2 separate regions of the Mus musculus genome follow, and region 1 is linked to region 2. Evidence: chromatin loops called from intact Hi-C (ENCODE). Cell type or tissue: left cerebral cortex. All regions are shown on one strand.

The links. Peaks named below come from ENCODE experiments on the same cell type or tissue, not always from the same donor. Only the 100,000 strongest peaks of a DNase experiment are listed, where the experiment ranks them.
Region 1: it touches region 2 in a loop (2.8-fold over the local background); 9 of 42 quality-filtered maps call a loop at or near these places.

Annotation. Positions count from the first base shown.
Region 1 is chr17:34,996,404-35,004,403 of GRCm38, reverse strand. It overlaps D17H6S56E-5 (DNA segment, Chr 17, human D6S56E 5), which reads left to right and starts at 3,658. Exons shown (of 2, transcript NM_033075.3): 1 at 3,658-4,237; 2 at 4,935-7,680. The coding sequence starts at 4,231. The coding sequence ends at 6,718. Vars (valyl-tRNA synthetase) reads right to left here and starts at 3,497. Exons shown (of 30, transcript NM_011690.3): 1 at 3,172-3,497; 2 at 2,574-2,992; 3 at 65-199. The coding sequence starts at 2,960. In left cerebral cortex, no CTCF peak of the experiment used is centred here; DNase peaks (open chromatin) are centred at 2,361, 2,767, 3,404 and 3,471; H3K4me3 peaks cover 2,295 bases; H3K27ac peaks cover 1,201 bases.
Region 2 is chr17:35,117,752-35,125,751 of GRCm38, reverse strand. Csnk2b (casein kinase 2, beta polypeptide) reads left to right here and starts at 4,460. Exons shown (of 7, transcript NM_009975.3): 1 at 4,460-4,630; 2 at 5,225-5,307; 3 at 5,896-5,998; 4 at 7,178-7,293; 5 at 7,681-7,756; 6 at 7,867-8,000. The coding sequence starts at 5,236. Gpank1 (G patch domain and ankyrin repeats 1) reads right to left here and starts at 2,800. Exons shown (of 2, transcript NM_032460.2): 1 at 2,093-2,800; 2 at 937-1,532. The coding sequence starts at 2,766. The coding sequence ends at 1,088. Gm20522 (predicted gene 20522) reads left to right here. Exons shown (of 3, transcript NR_168268.1): 2 at 437-519; 3 at 2,514-3,017. It also overlaps a transcript of Ly6g5b not described here. In left cerebral cortex, CTCF peaks have their summits at 3,498, 5,493 and 6,350 (motif pointing right); DNase peaks (open chromatin) are centred at 3,637, 4,346 and 5,190; H3K4me3 peaks cover 2,978 bases; H3K27ac peaks cover 2,429 bases.

The sequences.
Region 1 (8,000 bases), 120 kb after region 2:
GTAGTCACCGTGTAAGGAGGTCTAACGGGCACGCATTTGTCCCTCCCCAAGCTCAGTGACTCACGTATCGGAAAGGCAGCAGTAAGGCTGTCACAGCAGCTAAGTCAGCCAGAGTGGGGGCATCTCCAGCCAGGTAGGTGTGCAGCCGCAGCCAGTCCTCCAAGGGGTTCAAGGCCTTGCCCAGGGCCCCAAGGGCAGCCTAACAGGAAAGGATAGTGTTATGACAGGCTTACACCCTTATCTCAGTGGTCCTTCCCAATGCGGAGACCCTTTACTACAGCTCCCCATGTTGTGGTGACCCTCCCACACCATAAAATTACTTTTGTTGCTACTTCATAACTGTAGCATTGCTGTGGTAATGAGTTGTAATATAATATCTGTCTGTTTTTTTAAAAGATTTATTTATTGTATTTAAGTACACTGTAGCTGCCTTCAGACACACCAGAAGAGGGTGTCAGATCTCATTACAGATAGATGGTTGTGAGCCACCATGTGGTTGCTGGGAATTGAACTCAGGACCTCTGGAAGAGCAGTCAATGCTCTTACCTGCTGAGCCATCTCTCCAGCCCATTATCTGTCTTTTAATGTTTTTCTTAGGCGACCCCTGTGAAAGGGTCATGACCCCCCATTACGTTTGTTGCTACTTCATAACTGTGGCATTGCTATGGTAATGAATCTTAATATCTGTCTTTCAATGTTTTTCTTGGTGACCCCCGTGAAAGGGTCATTTCCATCCCCTCAGAAGGGTCCTGACCTGGGCAAGGTTAAGAGCCACTACTCCACCTGTCCACGACCTTCCCAGACTCAAGCCACTGACCACCAGGTCTCAGGCTCCTTCCTTCCTCATTCACAAGGTCACTATAAATAGTTCTCCTGGGTGTGGTACCATGCCCTTAACCCTAGGTCTCCGAAGGCAAGGCAGAGGGATCTGCCTTTAAAGCTTGCTAGTCTTCACAACCAGTCCCACTTCAGGTAAGGCTACATAGTTAAGACCCTGTCTTAAAGCAACAACAAAACTCTAGTCTGGCTGAAAGTTCAAGGAAGAGTACTTAGCATAGCATGCAGGAGGCCCCTGGATTATATACATTATAGGACTGGAGAGGTGAATGACACAGATCAGCGTTTGTAACACTGGCTGCTCTTAGAGAGTTTGGTTCCAGGAGCCCACATGGTGGTGCACAACAGTCCGTAAACCAAGTTATGACAACACCTCGTTACATGTCCCCAGATTCCTTGGCCACTAGGCACACAAGTGTACACACACACACACACACACACACACAAGCAAAACACTTATACACATAAAATAAAAATCGAATACACACAAGTATTTTGTGTGTGTGATTTATCCAACAAGTTATCACTAAACACTTAAGTTTATGAGTCCAAGGAAACATATCAGGCTCTAAAGTTAAAGGATTATATGAAACAAGACTGCCAGGTCTGGGCATCAATAGATTTCACCCAGGAAAACCACAAATGAGCGCAGGTCTGAAGTACTACCCCGCAGGAATGAGGCTCTCTGTTAGTCCATCCAGATATGAAGAAGCCAGTCACCATCTGCACTGTTCCTTCATTCCCCCACTGAAGTGACACTAGGCAGCCACCATGCACTCCCTACCCTGCAGGGGCAGAGCTTTCAGTTAAGGCAGACACAGGTCTACCCTGGAAGGACTCACAGAAACAATCTGGTGTGTCATCTGTCCTCTCCCTGCCTCTCCTTCAACTTCAAGCCTCCTCTGACTCCTCCCAGCAACTGTCATCTCTCCCCAGTCTTCCCTACAGTTCAACATAAAACCGCTCACATCCTGCATCCCTGTCACACTTGCCAACCAGGGCCTTGTCAACCTCACCTAAGCCAGTGGCCCGTGCGAAGTGGGAAACTCAATTGGGAAAATGTCCCCACCAGACTGGCCTGTGGGTAAGCGTGTGGGGACGTTTTCTTAACTAATGATTATGTGGAGGGCCAGTCCATTGTAGGGGATACCACCCCTGGCAAAGCAGCCCTGGACGGTATAAAAGAGCAGGCTGAACAAGCTGTGGAAAGTGAGCCAGAAAGTATCGGTCCTGCACGGCCTCTTTTTGTTTCTGCTTCCAGTCACTGGTCTGACTTCCTTCAGTGATGGAGAGCTGTAACCTGAAACAATTCCTTTCTTTCCCAAGGCGCTTTTGGTCATGTTGTTTTAAACATGGCAACAGAAACCCAAAGACAGACTTGGGAATGCTTGGCACACCAGTGCGTTCGTTCCGAGCCATTCAGTTAGAGCGAGACCTAATTTAAAGACACACACACACACACACACACACACACACACACACTCCAAACGTAGTGAAAACAGCAAAACCACGCTCCACTCCCGGGCGCTCATGTATCACACCCCCGGAGGAAGGAAGAGATTTCATCATCTTGCATTCTCAGACATAGAAGACCAAGGCTCGAGAAAAAGTGTTCCCAAAGTTACTACACCAGGTGGCAGGCAGAGATGCGACCGCCTGACAACCGACTTTTTTCGTGGGATTCTTCCCAATCCTGTTTGTGTAGTCAGAATTTCTCCCTTTTTCTTCCCTCTCACCTGGGGATCCTGACCAGGACCTCGAAGTCCCAGGGCAGGCAGGGTCGCCCCGCAGGCAGCGGGTATGAGCTCCGTGTCAGCATAACTGACCCACTGCTGGACCAGGACAGCTGCCCGGCTGCCCCCGGGTCCCCCCAGGCCTGCAGGCCACAACAGCTGAGCTACAGCCGGGGCCCCCCACACCCACAGGCCGCCAGGTCCCTGCTCCAGGGCGGGCAGGCGAGGCGGAGGGAATGGAGTCCGGCTGCTCGGGGGAGGCTGCAAGCAGATGCGGGGGTGAGGGCCTCCCCACCCGGGACCGTCACCAGCTTCCCCGTATCGGGCAGCGATGAGGGCTCGGAGGCTGGGGAAGGCGTCGGGGTGAGGAGAGACGTAGAGGATGGACATGGCTGTGCAGGGTCCGAACGCGGTGCAGTGACCTGAGGAGAGACCCGGCAGATTGAGGAGGGGACCTGAGCACGTGCTGCAAGGTACGCAGGCGCCCGGCCGGACCCTAGGCCTGGCCGAGCAGCCGCCAGCAGCGCCTAGAGGAGGAGGCGGGACCCCGATCGCCCGCCCCCTCGGGTTGGAGAGGGGAGGCCGCGCCGCGTGTACGTACTGAAGGCGGCGATCACACTCGGCCGGCTACGGCCGCGGCCCCACAGGGCGGCCGGGGTGGAGGTGGCGGGCAGCGGAGGCAGCTCTCCCGCTGCGGGAGAACGCGGCCGGGACAGCGGCACCCACGTGTCCCCCCCTTTGTGACAGCGCACGTTTCCGGACTCGGGTCCTCGCAGGGCTGCCGGGCCCCGCCTGTGCGTGCGCGATCCCGAGGGTCCGTGCGCGGCCCACCGCTGCCGGACGGGTCAAGCAGGGGCCAGAGTGGCTCGTGCAGCACGGAGACGGGAACCCGCGTGCCGGGACGAGCCTGGGTCTGGGTCAGGCGCCGCCGCGGGCAGCCCGTGGCCCTCGGGTCAGGCGCCGCCGCGGGCAGCCCGGGGTCTTCGTGTCTAGAGCGCGGGAAAACGAAAGCCCTAGTGTCTGGAGTGCGTGCTTGGTCCCAGGTTTCCGCCTTTTGCAGGGCGAGCTGCAGAATCTCGGGCTGCTCCAAGTGAAAGACCCCACCATAAGGCTTAGCAAGTTAGCTGCAGTAACGCCATTTTGCAAGGCATGATAAAGTACCAGAGCTGAGTTCTCAAAAGTTACAAGGAAGTTTAGTTAAAGAATAAGGCTGAATAATACCGGGACAGGGGCCAAACAGGATATCTGTGGTCAAGCACCTGGGCCCCGGCTCAGGGCCAAGAACAGATGGTACTCAGATAAAGCGAAACCAGCAACAGTTTCTGGAAAGTCCCACCTCAGTTTCAGGTTCCCCAAATGACCGGGAAATACCCCAAGCCTTATTTAAACTAACCAATCAGCTCGCTTCTCGCTTCTGTACCCGCGCTTTTTGCCCCCCAGCCCTAGCCCTATAAGAAGGGTAAGTACTCCACACTCGGCGCGCCAGTCATCCGATAGACTGAGTCGCCCGGGTACCCGTGTTCCCAATAAAGCCTTTTGCTGTTGCATCCGAATCGTGGCCTCGCTGATCCTTGGGAGGGTCTCCTCAGAGTGATTGACTACCCAGCTTGGGGGTCTTTCACAAGCAGTGCCTGGCTGCTGGGAGCTGTTGCTGTAGGGAATGAAAGGTTGGTAATTCCCTGGCGTTGGTAAATGCACCGTGCGTTCCGCGTCTCTTGCTTGTATTTATCTTATGCTTTTAGAAAGCGTACTGATGGGGTGTGCTCAAGGCCATGTCAGGCTTTTGGTAACGGAGTGCACCGCCAGTTCGCGGAAGATCCTCGGATCTAACCCAGGTAAAACAGGAAAGGGGCTCTAGGTGCTGAGCGCTCACTGCCTGACATGGAGTCACGTGAAGGAAGGGCAGGGGACCCAAAGGCAGAAGCACTCCAGCTGGTCTACTAAAGCTCAAACCTAGAGGGAAAACATAAGTTCGCAGTGCTTTTGAGAGGCCACTGCTAGCCTGGCAGTGGTGGCGCATGCCTTTAATCCCAGCACTTATGAGTGTGAGGCAGAGGCAGGCGGATTTCTTGAGTTCGAGGACAGCCAGAGCTACACAGAGAAACCCTGTCTCGAAAAACCAAGAAAAAAAGAAGAAGAAAAGAAAGGGGGGTTGGGGGAGAAAGGCCTGTTGGGATAATCTCTTGTGTACTGTGTAAAGTTGTCTTTGTATTATTCAAAAGTACACGGAGAGAGAAATCAGGCAGAAAAACTTCATGCCAGCTGTAGACAAGAGTGCTTACAGGTCCTTTACAAGGTACAGAAATGGATTGGGCCAAACATGGCAGATCTATGCAACACCTAACCACCATTGTTTCCAACCAGGTGATGAAGTCTCGATCACTAGACGGGAGATGCTGCCAAGTGCCCCAGACGGGATCAAGACTCCAATGACAACCATAAGATTCCCTAAAGCTAAGACACTGCAGATCTTGACTCTGCTGATTTCTATAGGTGTGGTCCAAACTAGTCCTATGCCCCATGAACCCCATAACCTTACTTGGGTTATAACTAACACTGCTACGGGGACTGTAATTAACTCGACCTCCCACCTCGCCCCCATTGGAACTTGGTTTCCTGATCTTGTTTTTGATTTGTGTGCACTAGCGGATGGGACCTGGGATCCCCTGGGCCTTGTATGGGGGTGTCAACATCCAGCTCAACACAGTGAACTTCGGAGAACCCCCTTCTATGTCTGCCCTGGAGAGGGGAGGTCTCCACAGCAGACGGCTACCTGTGGAGGACCAGAGTCATACTTCTGTGCATATTGGGGTTGTGAGTCGACTGGGTCCATCTCCTGGACGCCACCGATAAAAGATGACCTCATCAAGGTCCAAAGGAGCCCTGGATCGGAATCCCAAGGATGGGGGTATGGATTGCAGCCCAAGCTGGATGCAAATGATCTTGGTGGGCCATGTTCCTCCAACTGTAACCCCATTACAGTTCAGTTCACCCCCAAGGGAAAAGAAAGCGTAGGATGGGAAAAGGGAAAGACATGGGGACTAAGACTGTATGTGTCTGGATATGACTATGGAGTAATGTTTACGATCCAACTCTCTGCCCGACAGGGCATGCCTTTAGGCCCCAATCCAGCCCTGCCCCCTGTTGGACTCACGGTGACTCAATCACAAATCACAGTCCCCATTTCTCAGGAACTTAGACCCAGGTCTGGGCCATGGGACTTGCTTAAGGCCACTTACCTGGTATTGAATAATTCTAAACCAGAGCTTACAAGTAAATGTTGGCTCTGCTTGGATGCCCAGCCACCCTATTATGAAGGAATAGCCGTTCCTGGAAATTATACCACCTCTACTGACAACAAGGACTGTCGTTGGCAGTATCCAGGTAAAGGGAGACTAACCTTAGAGCTAATTCAGGGAAAAGGACTCTGCTTTGGGACAATACCCCACACCCATAGACATTTATGTAATAGCATCCAGGAAGCCCCAGACAGGGATGCTTACATTATACCCCCCATCAATACATGGTGGGCATGCACTACTGGGCTGACATCTTGCATCCACACCCAGGCTCTTAACCTCACAAATGGATTTTGTGTACTGGTCCAGCTTGCCCCTAGAATTCTTCGTTACTCTGATGAGATGGGGACCAGACTATCTCCATTCCCAGCTGCTCGAGCGAAGCGGGCTACTGTTGCCGAGATCCTGGGTGCATCAGCCTTCGACTTCCAAGATGAGAATTATAAAGTGTTAAGCTCTGCCATAGATGCAGATTTAATGGAACTAGGGAAATCCTTATCCAAGTCCAAAACCTCATTAACTTCTCTAAGGGAGGCCACCCTTCGAAATCAGCGGGAACAAGACTTCCAATCTCTGCAACAGGATGGACTGTGTAAACCTCTGGAGAAAAGGTGCTGCACCTTTGTGGATAACTTAAAGCATGCGAGGGAGTTATTGGCTAAGGTGAGGAAACGTCTAGAAGACAGGAAAAGGGAAATGGAACAGGGTCAGCCTGTTTGGATTACAGTTATTGCAACTCTGTCTGGATTCTTGGGCCTGGTCATACTCATTGTGATATGCAAGCTCTATGTTGTTAACCCCCTGATGGATTCATCAAGGACCAGGTCTCCACCATCCGACACGTATTAAAATGCTAACCCTTGGATTCTGCTCAAGGGTTTGAGATGGACTCTTAAGGTGAGAGAGAGTGATCCTAACTTACTCCATTTTAAGACAGGCTGCTAGGTCAGGCCTTAAGTTTAGTCTCAGAAAAGCCATAAAGAATGGGCAGCCAAGCCAGGCGTGGTGGCACACACTTTTAATCCCAGCACTTGGGAGGCAGAGGCAGACGGATTTCTGAGTTCGAGGCCAGCCTGGTCTACAGTGAGTTCCAGGACAGCCAAGGCTACACAGAGAAACCCTGTCTCGGAAAAAAAAAAGAATGGGCTGCCAATCCACAGCCACCCTGACAACGGGGGGTGGGGGTGGGGTAGCTAAAGCCAATTTGAAGAAAGCCCCTATGAAAGGGCGCTTTTTCCTTCAAGGTACAGACCAGTCCAAAATGTACAGACACCCCTCACTATGAACACAAACAATCCTGGTGTAAATTACCTAACTACAGTTGGAAATCTAACTGGCTTTAAAAGGAAAAGAGAGCCTGCCGTCTCTTTGTGGTTGCCATTTTATATAGATGATATATATTGAGCTTTGGTCTGTTATGCTTTGGAATGCTTAGTGCAAGCCCTGGTTGCCCCAGAGACCCAAGTGATGTTATGTGACCTTGACCCTAAGTTACTTCTGGTTGGTGAATAAAGATGCCTGCAGTCGATAGCTGGGCAGGAGAGACCAGGGTGGGGTTTAGGGTTCCTGAGCTTGGGGTTGTAAGAGAAGCACCAGGAGGGCGAGAAGGTGAAGGGAGGAGGAAGCGGGCGTGGATTGGGTGAGTTGTGGAATGATGGCTATGTGGGTTGGCTAATTGGAGTTAAGAGCAGCCCAGATGGAAACATGAGGAATTAGATGATGGCTTACTGGCTGGGGAGTAGGCATACTAGTGTAGAGGATAGATATCTGCCCAGCTCTTGTGCTGATTAAGGCTTGTTATAAATAAAAAGGTTGTCTGTTTCTTTTATCAGGGAAGTAAATGGTCCAAGGTAGAAACCCCTGTGGTTCTGCATTTGGTTTCTCTGCTGGGGGGTTGGACTGCTGCTTGGGGAGGTGAAACGCAGGGGCACCAGGCTGCATCTCTCTCTCCCCACTGGGATGCCGGGTTCATGTGATGCCTCTGACATATCACCCACACAGCCTAAGATATGGGCCCTTCTTGCGCGCGCTCGACTGGCCAGGAAGAACGACGCTGCAACAGGATCCTTCTGCACATGTTTATTGGGAGAGCTTGATTGTAGAGGCGAAAAGACCTCGAGCCCAGAACTGG
Region 2 (8,000 bases):
GGTAAATAACAGGAGCCACGTGATTTAAGCAGCCGCCCTTTGGCCTTCCAGACTGGGATTTGAAAGCTTTCATGTTCCTAGCACTCTGTATAAGCATCTCAAGGGATTGGGGGTGCCAAGTACGTAAGAGAAGTGTAGAAAAGCATATTGCCTGGTTTTCAGGGAGTGAAATGATCTCTTAGGACTGCCTTAAGCCTTGGAATCCTAACTCAGTAAGCAGGTATGAAGCCCTAGGTTAAGCCCCATGTAGCACTCCAGAACCAGTTTTAGCTGAGTTTGATGCCAGCCTGGTCTACACATAGTGAGAGACTGTGTCTCAAAAAACAAAAAGAAAAAAAGTTCATCTTGAACTTTTTATCTGGGAGGTCAGAGCTCTGGTCACAGCTAGAATGTCACACAGGTTGGATGACATTAGTTGTATTGGCCAATCCTGCAGGACTCTACTTCCTCTCTGGGGACTTTTAACTTCCCTACCACAAGGTATTACACTTCATCACAGCTGGCTTCCTCAAGTTCAAGGTTTGTATCAGGCAGAGCAGAGCAAAGTATCTTTGGCTTTTCTCCCAATGTCAGCAGCATCTTTTGGATGCATCTTGTCTTGGAGAGGGGCCCCACCCAGGGTCTTCCCAGTGTTAGGCAGGTGCTCTAACCAAGCTATGCCCGCCCCTCTCCAACACATAGCACACTTGGTTTGTGATACTTGTCACTGACTTGACTGGCCTAGACACATACTCAGAGGGGTGTTTTACAAAGTGGGGCAATTCCTAATGTGTGTGTGGGGGCGGGGATTCAAGGAGCAGGTAGAATGCAGCCAGCAGGACTGGGGACTCTCTTTTGTCACCCGGAGAGCTTGTCCTTTTGGCTCAGGTGAGACTTCTATGTGACTCTCAGATTTGTTCCAATTCCCTACTATATCATTCAAGAAAGTAAACAAACCACAAGGAAGGAAGTTTATTTATCTCCCAACTCTCCGCCCTTCTCTCTAAAATCAGAGCCCAACAGCTAAGGCCTAAGGGTTCGGAAGTCCAAGTGTCCAAGTCAGAGGCCCAAGTCCAGCGAGTGACAGACCAGGGCCAGTCCATATCAGTCAGAACTCGAGGTTCATGTACAGTCTTAGATCTCGCTCCCAGGCTCTGCCCTTTTCTTCTTGCCTTCTGTTCTCCCTCTGACTCAGTGTGGCAACTCGAGGGACTCTCTCTCTCCCAGACACAGCCCGGGTATCCCGCGCTGCAAAGTGTGTGACTCGGGGTTGGGGTGGGGATCTATAACCCAATCCTTCCTGGTCCCTCTTGAGGATAGTGGGGATAGGGTTGGCACGGCCTTCACCCCGGGGTCCTAGCCCCATTCCTGGTTCCCAGCCACCTCTCAGCAGTAGCCTGAAGCCAGGACTGGAAGTGGGCACCCCAAGGGGAAGGTTGGAGGGCTGGGGTCTCCTGGACAGTGACAGCAGGTGAGCAGTAGATGTGTGGTGGTTGGAGTCTTCAAAGTGGGCACCACAGTCCTCACAGAACTGGGACGAGGAGGGGGTAGATCTGCAGAGAAAGAAATATGTTATAGGGGAGGAAAAAAAAAGATGAACAGAGCCTCAAGTTGTTCAGGCACCAGGCAGAGCAGAGCAAAGTACTTTTTGCCTTTCTCCCAATGTCAGCAGCATCTTTTGGTTGTATCTTGTCTTGGAAAGGGGCCCCAGGGTCTTCCCAGTAGGGAATATTTGGAATACTGTCAGGTAGGCCTCAAGCTCTCAGGAATAATGAGTAGTGCTGGCATTTATAAAGTGCAAACTGTGTGACAAGCACCATCCCATCCTACCCCATCTCTTTCCACATTAACCTACTGTATCTTAACACCCCTTTGAGGAAAAAGTCTTAGCCCCAATTCTCAGACAAGGACTGAGATTTGCAGACTTTAGGCTGGCACTGCAAATAAATGGAACCAAGATTCAAATGCACAAAGACCACGCCCATTGTTACTCTATGACTGAATATGCCAGAGGATGAATAGCCCCCTTTAGCTGCTGTGGGCCCTTAGTATGAGGTGCCCAGGAAAGGAAGAACACAATAAAGATGGGTGTAAGTGAAGGCTCCCTCCTCACCGGTTCTGGTTCTCAGGGCTCCTTGTCTCTCCATGACTCTCTCTGACCATACGGGCTACCTCAGGGAAGCCTGCTTCTTCAGCCAGCTGGGCAGCATCTCTGCCTCCCAGGTCACAGACTCCAACCCAGGCAGCTCCTCGGCCCAGGAGATAGCGCACAGCGGCGCCCTGGCCTGCTCGGGCAGCACACATCAAGGGAGTCCACCAGAAGGCATCACGAGCATTGATATTCCCTCCAGCTCCCCCTGCCTCTTGGGGTTCTAGCAGCCTCCGGAGTTCTGTCAGATCCCCATTCTGGGCTGCCAGCAGGATCCACTGGGCCATCCTGTCTTCATCCTCAAGTGCTCTTCCTTGTCTGGGGACTCCTGCTGCTGCAGGCTCCCTAGTCACTCTTCTTCTCTTCTTCTTCCTCTCCCTCATAGGTTCAGCTCTCTGGGGCTTAGAGGAACTACTGTCATCTGCGATTAGAGCCTCATAGAAAGCCCGGGCAGCAGCCCCGTCCAGGACAGGCTCTGCTTTCTCCTGCTGTGGTTGCTGCTGCCCATCCTTCCAGAGGTCACTGGAGTCAGCCGCTGGGGTAAATTCGATGAAGGATGGCCTAGACATGCCTGTGAGAGAAACAAGAAAATGAAGACTGGGCAAGGCAAGGATGTGACAAGCAAGCGATCCAACCATTCAGGTAGCTATTGTGAAGATGACCAGCACCACCTCTGGGGGCCCGCTGAGATGGGAAAGCAGCCTAGAACTAAAATGGGCCTCCCATCCCAAAACTGACTTCATAGTTAGGATTCTGTGGAGCCCGGGCCTCATGGGTAAAAGGGACCCCAGGAATAACAACAGATCCTGTCACGATGGGATGGGTAAAACAGACCCCAGGAACAACAGATCCTGTCATGATGTTAATAAAATTTCATGAGGGCATAGTAGATATGAATCTGTGTAGAATGCTTGTTTCAAATTTGAGAATTCTAGATTCTATCAATAACACAGAAAAGAAAAAGGGTAACAGGAAAAAAATATTCTACAAGACAGTTGTTAATGGGTTCTGTATTCAACTCCCATCTTCCTACAAACAAAAATGCCAGGCTCTCTCTGAAAACATTCCGCTAACACATACAGGAAATATAAGGTCGACACCCCCCCCCCTTTTTTTTTCGAGACAGGGTTTCTCTGTATAGCCCTGGCTGTCCTGGAACTCACTCTGTAGACCAGACTGGCCTCGATCTCAGAAATCTGCCAGCTTCTGCCTCCCAAGTGCTGGGATTAAAGGCGTGCGCCACCACTGGCCCGCACAGGTCGACCTTTTAAATCTTGCTCGATCTTATCTAGGGGTCCCCTTTTCCCAGATTAAAAACAGGCATGACATTACTCCGGGAGGTTTCTGGGGAAGCTGCATTGTCACTTCTGTACCGCAAAATGTCGCTCTTGTAATCTGTAAGATTGGATACAATCAAATAGCCACAGGGCAGAACGAGGCATGCGCAGGAGCAACAACAACAAAACATCCATAAGGTTCAAGTTTCCCGCGCTAGAACCTTTTCTAGCATCCTCGTAGTAAAGCATCGCGTGCCCAGTAGCGCGAGGACCCAAGGGGGAGCCTGTCGGTTGGGGTCCTGCTTTTACATAACGCCCCCACAATGCCCTTCGCCACCCTCCGCGTTCAGAAAGACTCTGAGGACACAGTGGGGAGACCTGTGGGATGCCGAGGAGCTGTGAGATGAAGTAACATCACGGTTACCCCTCACCACTGCTCTGAGCAGGGTTTGAAGAACAGTCAGGGTCATCAGCACAACTCTCTACCCCAGCTCTGAGGAGATGGAGAAGTACAAAGGGACAAGCGGCGGCAGAATGGCTGGCCCCACCTCAGGTTAGCTCGCAGGGCGGTCCAGGTTCTCACGCAGCGTGCACAGCTCAGCGCATCCCAAGCACACCCGACCTAAGTCCCTCACCACAACTCTGCGCATGCCGGAGCCCGAGCGCACTCTGTCGCGGGCCTGGCGAGAGAACCAGGATCCCGTGGGTTGGCCTGGCACAGGGAAGAGGGAGAAAAAAAAGCAAAGCGGAACGCTGAGGGAGCACCGCAGGGATGACAATCAGCCCGAGGACCTACCCGGCAGCTTAGCGAGCCTAACAAGACTATATTTCCCAGGCTTCCTGGTCGGGAAGACCCCCTGCTCCGCTTCCGCTTCCGGTGGCGCCTCGGTTCGCCCCGCCCCCAGGCGGCTTCCTCTAGGGCCTCGCGGCCCTTAGAGAGTCATGCGCGGGTCCTCTTGGGATTGGTAGTTTGTCTTCCCCTCATTTCGTCAGTTTCTCTCTGCCGACGGGACTACATCTCCCGGCGTCCACGGAGGTAGGGGGCGGTTCTTAGCGCCTGCGCGTTGCCCTTTTCTCACCCAAATCCTCACCAGTTTCCAGTGGCCCCCCCCCTCCCTACTTCGTCTGCTGCGGCCGGGTCGGCTTTTTGCGCTGTAGTGGTCTCTGCGGTTCCTTGGAAGCACAGCTCCCCTTCCCCGCCCCAGTCCCAGTCCCCGTCCGGCCGGTGAGTGTGGGGTTGTCCCCGCGTCGAGTCGCCCGTCCCTGGGCGCGGCACTCTGGTTGGAGCTCCTCGATGTGGGGGCGACGAAGGAAGTGACCGGGTCGGTAGCCGAAGGAGGTCGGGGGCCCTGGGCGAGAGGAGGCGGCTTTTGGGGACGCTCGTGAGACCCACAGAAGTGTGGTGCCTTCGCCAACCCTGCGAGTGCAGGAGAGGCCGGCTCTGTTGGGGAAAATGAACTTCGGAAGCCTTGGGACAGGCGCCAGGAACATGCAGGCACCTGCGGTGGTGGGGAGCCGGAGCCGAGGGCCCTGTCGCGGCTGACATGGAGGGGAGAGGGGCCTGGCTTTGAGGAGCGCCAGGGACGAGGGTCACACTAACAGATCAGGACCTGTCATTTTCTGGAAAGTAGCGAAACTTATTGCCAGCACACTGCAAGGGGGCTGAGGTGAAGGAGAGAAGCTTGGAGATGCTTCAGAGGCCGGGATCCTTCAAGCCTGGCTGGACTCAGATTCTTCCGTTGTTGTGGAGAATGTGTGGGAGGAGGGAAGAGACAAGAAACAGCTTGGTCTCCACTTACTTAACGCTCTTCTTTCACAGCGGACATAAAGATGAGTAGCTCTGAGGAGGTGTCCTGGATTTCCTGGTTCTGTGGGCTCCGTGGTAATGAATTCTTCTGTGAGGTGAGTTTAGGTCGGCCAACTCCACATGCCCTCGATGTTTTATTTTATGTTGTTTGAGAGCAGATTTCGACGGAACTCACTATGCAGCCTAGACTGGCCTTGAACTCCTGGCAGTCCTACTTCCTCAGTCTCCTGAGTGCTAGGATTTCAAGGTTTTGTCAATATGCATGGCTAACAGAGGTACCTCTGGGTGACCACTAGGATAATTAAAATATTTCATGTTAAAGTTGGGTAATGTGCAAAGCCCGGTGGCTTCAGTAGAAAATTACAAATGCCTTTCAGAAACTAAACTGTTTAGCCTTCATGATTCCCAAGTCTTCAACTCAGAGAGTTTGCTATCCCCAAGAAGATGGCAAGTGCGGTTTCTAAAATAAGCTTGTGTCGAAGCTGAATAATGTCTATGTCTTTGCTGGAGATGGTTAGCCTTAAAGAAAGGGCCTGCAGTTTTTATGAGACTTCAGTACCTCTGCAGAATTGGGAATAGGACACGAGAGGTGACTTGGCTGAGGATAAGACATCTCTTGGGCCCAGGTGGAAGATGGGCCTTCCTATATTATTTTCAACCCCTTGGCTTCCCTGTGCCCGTAGGTGGATGAAGACTACATCCAGGACAAATTTAATCTTACTGGACTCAATGAGCAGGTGCCTCACTATCGACAAGCTCTGGACATGATCTTAGACCTGGAACCTGGTAATGTGCCCTTAGGGTTGTTGCTGACTGTGGGGTTGGTGATAAAGTGTGCACTCCCCTCCATAGGTGCTTTGTTTTCATTTTCTTCTAGTCTCTGCTCACTGGCCTCTTGAGGTGGTTGTTGTGGGAGGTGGAAACTGGGTTTTCTTTTTTCTTTTTCATATATATATATTTTATGTATATAAGCACACTAAAGCTGTACAGGTGGTTGTGAGCCTTCATGTGGTTGCTGGGAATTGAATTTAGGAACTCTGCTCTCGAGTCAAACCCGCTCACTCAGTCCCTGCTCACTCTGGCCCAAAGATTTATTTATTATTATAAATAAATACACTGTAACTGTTTTCAGACACACCAGAAGAGGGCATCAGATCCCATTACAGATGGTTGTGAGCCACCATGTGGTTGCTGGGATTTGAACTCAGGACCTTAGGAAGAGCAGTCAGTGCTCTTAACCGCTGAGCCATCTCTCTGGCCCGAGACAGGTTTTCTTGGGTAGCCTTGTCTGTTCTAGAACTCATTCTGTAGACCAGCCTGTCCTTGAACTCACAGAGATCTGCTTGTCTCTGCCTCCTGAGTACTGGATCACAGACTGGCTTGCTTCTTGAATTTCTAAATTTCCTTTTAATAATCCAGCTCTCTCTCCTATCCCCAGATCCCTTGCTCCTGTCTTTTCTCCCCCACCTCAAGGCCCAAGCATTCATAACCCAAACTGGACTTTACCCCTTGGTCTTTCTGCCCTGCTTTCGATGGCTGAGTCGTGGCACACACAGCAGTGCTTGGCTTCTTCACTGTTTTGATTCCTTATGACTCTTGCTTTGTCTCCAAGCTCTCTGAAAGTAGCTCAGTTCTGGTTCGTAACGATAGTTTCCTCTCGGGTTTGGTGTGCTGCTGCCTCTTCCCCTCTGCTGCTCTAGAGGGCCTCCTCTGCGTTTGTGTGTTTACATTTACTTACTGTGAAAAGAGAGGCAGGCAGAGACTAAAGAGGAACACAGAGAAGGCCCTGCCGAGCAGTCTTGCTTTGTAGAAGAATCAAAAGCCCAGGTTTCTGGGTCAGATGTATAGATGATGGGTAGGGCAAGGCTCAGAAACAGGTACTAGAGAAACTGGAGGCGCCACCTTGCAGGTAAGGTGGGGTTACCCTGGAAAACTAAACAAGCGGCCACCCCACCCACGTTTCAGATGAAGAGCTGGAAGACAACCCCAACCAGAGCGACTTGATCGAACAGGCAGCTGAGATGCTTTATGGGTTGATCCACGCCCGCTACATCCTCACCAACCGAGGCATCGCACAAATGGTGAGGCTCTGCTCCTTCTGCAGGAAGGGAAACAGGTGCATGGGTCCGAGGCCTGGTTCCTACCTGGCAAGGAGCGTGGCAGAGGAGAGAGGGAGAGACCCAGAGCTGGGCTGAGGAGTGAATCCTCACTCAGGGTCCCATTGAAGGTGTTTTAAGGAAGGGAGATGAAACCGGAAAACGAAGGAGTTTGCAGGGAACAAATAGCAAATGGCCCCTGGGCTCTGCAGACTGCCCCACAAAGGAAAGGCACTTGAGTTTGAGGACCTATCTCGACAGAGAGGGGGCTTCTAGTCAGAAGTGGGAGACATGGGGGGGGGGGACCATGAAATGAGTTGAGATTGCCTCTTCATGCTCACCCACCAGTCCCTTCTGTTTTACACACCTTAGTTGGAAAAGTACCAGCAGGGAGACTTTGGCTACTGTCCTCGTGTATACTGTGAGAACCAGCCAATGCTTCCTATCGGTGAGTGTTGAAAGCCAGAAGCTGCCTTCCTGTACTCAGTGCCCGAGTCCTTTGGGAGGTTGGGGAGCGCTAGGGATACCTGGTCTGCAGTCTGGCTGTCTATCTCCCAGGCCTTTCAGACATCCCAGGCGAGGCCATGGTGAAACTCTACTGCCCCAAGTGCATGGACGTGTACACACCCAAGTCCTCCAGACACCACCACACGGACGGCGCATACTTCGGCACTGGTTTCCCTCACATGCTC